Regions from separate parts of the Mus musculus genome. Here region 2 is linked to region 1. The links are chromatin loops, found by intact Hi-C in ENCODE. Cell type or tissue: heart. All regions are shown on one strand.

What was found. Peaks named below come from ENCODE experiments on the same cell type or tissue, not always from the same donor. Only the 100,000 strongest peaks of a DNase experiment are listed, where the experiment ranks them.
Region 2: it touches region 1 in a loop (10-fold over the local background); 14 of 42 quality-filtered maps call a loop at or near these places.

Annotation. Positions count from the first base shown.
Region 1 is chr1:92,610,164-92,612,663 of GRCm38, forward strand. No RefSeq gene overlaps it. Among named protein-coding and RNA genes, the nearest start is that of Olfr1410, 3.6 kb to the left of the region's middle. In heart, a CTCF peak has its summit at 1,053 (motif pointing left); no DNase peak of the experiment used is centred here; H3K27me3 peaks cover 870 bases.
Region 2 is chr1:91,912,692-91,915,191 of GRCm38, forward strand. No RefSeq gene overlaps it. Among named protein-coding and RNA genes, the nearest start is that of Gm46242, 34 kb to the left of the region's middle. In heart, a CTCF peak has its summit at 1,323 (motif pointing right); DNase peaks (open chromatin) are centred at 250, 1,400 and 2,190; H3K27ac peaks cover 994 bases.

The sequences.
Region 1 (2,500 bases):
AGGAGCACCCCCGACCAAGAGTATCAGGGCTTGGGTTTGATCTTCTGTTGTCATATTTGAGACTTTTCTTCTGCTGCAATCAGAGCACCTCAAGTTCTCACAAAATAGGGGAGGCCAGTCCTAAGAAGTAACCTCAAATCCAGACACCCCTTCCCCCACAGCTGACTGCAGCTGCGCGCGGTCTTGTACCAGGGTGCCAGGCAGTATACTGAGGTTGGGGGTGTTTTACACAGGTCTCAGGCTTTCCCAGTAAGCATTTTACCCACAGAGTAACCCCTAGTCTCTTTTTTTCTTGTTGTGACATGAAGTACCTGACCAAAACAACTCAGAACTTATTTTGGCTTACAGTTAGGAGGTGCACAGTCCATCAGGGTAGCGAAAGCACAGCAGCAGGAATGTATGCAGGAGGTCACACTGTATCCACACTTGGGACAAAGAGAGCAGACAGAAACCAGCCAGGGTTTAAAAATCTCAAGCTCTCCCCATAGTGACCTCCTTCTAGCAAGGCTTCTCATCCTAAACCTTCAATAGTGTCTTCAGTTGGGGGCCAAGTGCAGCAGCCTGTGTATGTCACATTCAGAACGACTTCAACCCTCTAAAGAACCTTCTGTTTCTACAAGCACAGGGCTCAGCAAATCTCACAAGCCATCACACCTTTGGGCTCTGAAACAGTGACACGAATTATCTAAGCATCAGGTATCTCAGACGATCTTGTCTTTCCTCTTGGGAAATCTGACTGCAGGGTTTTACAGTAGTTTAAGGTTCTATTTTTGAGCTGAGTTTCTCTACTTCCTAATTTATATCAATGCCCAACTGTGTTATAAACAAAGATCTGTTTCTGTTTTTAACCATCTGCCTTTAAAATGACCTCAATTATGTAAATGCAGACTAATGGCAAGTTTCTAGAAATAGCTGTTAGGTTGTGCAGAGCTTTGCCTTGCCCCCGTGTTTGCCTGTGTATCTAAAATGCTAGGGAAGCAAAAAGAATCAGGAGACATTTTTGAGGCGCCCTGGTTCTCACCTGCATGGCCCTAGCCTATCCTACACTGCCACCTACTGGGCACTGATGGTACATTAGTGGTTAATTTTTCTCACCTGTGCTGCAGACCCCACAAGCAAGGACCACCCACCGCTAATTTATTTACTGATAAAGGCCTTATCAGATGCACGTGGCAGCCCGGGCCTTAGCCTCAAATAATGAAACCCTGTTGGGTCTAAGCTCATCTGTTTTCACTTTAGATCCTATTGTTTGAGAGAAGAAATGAAGTGTCCATGGAAAGAGTTTCATAGAGTGTCTCAAATTTCCTGTTAATGTCTTAAATAGAAATAATTTTAGAAGAGTAAATATTTTTTTTTAAAAAGAAAAGACCTTAAATACTTTAAGCCATTATTCGATATTTTGACCAAGAAGAGGAACTTCCTATCTCTGTTTCTCCTTACAATGCCAGGAACAAAGAGAAGTATATCTTCACATGCTGTGATCTCTCCTAGAGAAAGTACATTAACTTTATCCATCAGATGATACCAATAAGAAAAATGGCTCTGAACACAAAGGACATTTCCTTCCTTAGCTAACGTTACAAAGGATAGCAAGGCAACAAATTGGAAAGTCATAGTCCCCCTTCCACAGGATGCTGTTCAGTTAGGGCCTAGAAGTCTTAGCAAAAATGGGGGTCTAAGAAGGGAAAGTGTGAGGTTGCCGTTGTAAAGCTGTGTGGTAGGATCCTCAGAGAGTCTGATCCAGTTCCCTACTCCTGAGGCTGAGCTTTGCCCATAGCAATTAGCACAAGCCTGGGAGGGCAACCACGGGAGTCTTGGCATGCACTGGAGGAAGACAAGAGGCTTCCGTCTAAATAAGGCTTAGATCTAAAGTGTGCTGGTTAATGTGGTCTCTCACCGAGACAATGCCTTGGACAGCTCTCCTACTTTATCCAATGCATGGCAGTGGCTTAGAACATCCATAGCTTCATCTTTCAAGCAATGTGAGTGCTCCCATCTGGCTCAAGAAGAGAAGACAGAAACCTCTGTGGGAGTCTCCACCTCTAACGTGGCTGGCATGCAGTAGATTCTAGGTAGATCTTCAGCCAGAAAGGGTGTGTGTGTGAAGAAATGAAAGCAACACAAGCCAGAAAGAAACTCTGCTATGTGCAAAATTCAGTCCCAGGAGTAGTGAACTGGACCAGGCTCTCTGAGTAGAGAAGCAGCCATCACAAAAAACTCATCATTGATACTTCAGAGGATACCAGGCACCACCAGGATGGGTAAGCAGTCTAATGTGCTTTGTTCAGAGAGAGAGAGAGAGAGAGAGAGAGAGAGAGAGAGAGAGAGAGAGAGAGAGAATCCCCTAAAGGTGTCATTGACATCAGAAGATGTGACCCAATGTGCCAGCTATGCAGCAAATGTCCTTCTCAGAGACCTCTACTCAGTAGTAGCCAGTTCAGGGTGAGCTTGGTGAAGCAGATCTGGGGTCCATTAAGAAAAAAAGAAAAGCAAGCTAGGC
Region 2 (2,500 bases), 700 kb before region 1:
AGTCATGTTACATTTCTTTACACCCACTTCCTCCCCACAGACACCCCTTCTTCTCTGCACAGTGAGCATCCTAGGTTAGCAGGCTGACTCCCCTCGGCCTTCCTCTGCACCAAGAGTCCAGTGCATTGTCTGCATTTGCTCCATCACATCTGGTCTCTGGTGCCCTCCCTCACAAATCCCCCATCCCTGGTCTCCAAGGAGGAGATTTGGCCTACATCTCCATAGCTGCTTTTCACAAGGATGTCAGAAATCTGGCTGGAAGTCCTAGAACCCTCCCCCGCCCCGCCCCTGCCTACACTAACATTCCATCACATCCCAAACATCTGGCTGCATCTGCATTGCTGAGCGAGTTGCCACAGCCCACATTGCATGCGGGCATGGGGACCTTTAGACAGAGGGAGGGTCTCACCACTGGCCTGTGGCTCAGATCTGAGGTCAGAAGGCATGCTGTCCCACAGACTCCTCCTCCTGTAAGAATCTCACAAGATTGTCCTCAGAGTGAAACTCCAGAGCAGTGGATGTGGCCCTGGGACCTGTTAGCCCCTCCAGGTCCTCATGGGGGCGGGGGTGGGTGGGTGTCTCATCCTTGGAGTCTGAGCCAAGGCTTGGCCCTGTGGACTCCAGAGCAGCTCAGGTACCCAGGGCAGGCCTTAAAAAATACATAAAGGGCTTGGTAGATGGTTTAACTGGTAAAGTGCTTGCCTTACAAGCATGAAGAATGCATGGGAGTTCCATCTTAGAGATAATGCAAAGGCATTTGTAACCTTAGAACCGGAGGCAGAGAGAAGCAGAGATCCCGTGTTCACTGGCCAGCCAGCCTAGCTTCCAGTGACACCCCCTCCGCCCCCAGGGAGACACCTGAAGATGACTCCTGCACATACACAAGTGGGTGATGCATCCTGTGTTTTTGACACGTGCAGGCAAAATTGGGGTGAATTTGAGAGTGAAGATACAAAGCAACCCTGGGCAGTGAGGCCACCTCTGAAGGTCAGAGGAAATGGTGGGGTAGAGTTCTGACAAGTCTGAGCCCGTGGTCCCTTGTCCTCTCCTAGCAAACCCCTGAAATACTGAAGTCGGGGGAGGGGTCGGGGGAGGGGGCAGATCTTTCTTGTCCTATTAGGACCTTTTGTGGCCCCTGGCTTCCAGACACACTAGCCATGCGGCCTGCTTAGATCACTCAGGACCTTTTGGACAATCCAGAGCTGACTTTTCATCACACTTTGCTGATTAAACTCTTGACCCATGGTGGGAAGCTTGCTGTCTGTGGAGCTGTGTCATCCTGCGGCCCTGACCCCATAATCCACGGGATCCATGGCAGGGACCACAAGGGGGCGCCATACCTCAGTGTTAATTTTCTAGCAGACCTCTCAGTCCCTTGGCAAGGTCTCCTGATGGGGGTGTCCTCAGGGAGGGGTCAGTTTGCATTAGAGGGCTGAGTGTCAGTGATTCACCTCTTCAGGACAGAGGACACTTTGGGCAGGAAGGAGGTGTCCATAGTTTTTGTGTGGGTGGAGGACTCGGCGAGGCCCTCTCTCAGGGAGTCCCTCTCTCAGGGAAGGTATGGGAAAATCTTGTCTTTTTCAGGTTATTCACCCTACCTCCACCCCCCATCCCAAGCTGCAAGAATCTTAAAGCAAACAAATCAGTTTCTGCAAGAGAACACAAGATGCAATATCCATGGATACAGATACATATGTGTATCCTGTGGACACACACACACACACACACACACACACTCGAAAACACAAGATACACCACCCACATATACATATACATATACATATACATATACATATACATATACATATACATATACATATACATATACATATACATATACATATACATATACATATACATATACATCATATACATATACAACATCATATACATATACAACATCATATACATATACACATACACATACACATACATATACATACTTCTGTGTCATAGATAGGCACACACACATGATTTACCACCCACAGATACACATATATACCTGTACACACACACACACACACACACACACCCCACACACACATGCACATATTCTGCTCACATCCCTCCTGCTCCTCTAAGCAGACCTCCTCTGCCAGAGCCCTGGCAGGCCCGCCCTGTCCAGTTCCCAGGTTGATTTACCGCCCAAGAGAGTGAGGAAGCCCAGACTCCCTTATGGACTATACTTCCTTGCCAGCAAAGTTCAAGGTAGGGTCAGTTCTCTTCAGCATTGGCTTTCCAGCTCCCTGCCAAGCTGGGCCACAATATCCCTTTGGGGGAAGGAGACCTCCCAAGCAGAGGGTCCAGAGGACTGAGGACGCATAAGGAGCAAGGAGATGCAGGCTGGGGTACAGAGCCCAGTGGTGCTCTCCCTTGTGTTGTGAACACCCTCCCAGATCCAGCCTCTCACACAGTGTGTCTGTAAAGGACGGTGGCTTGGTCAGGGGACCTCCAGTCCTTCTGTGCCAAGTAGGATGCTATGTATGGCCTGGGGGGCTTT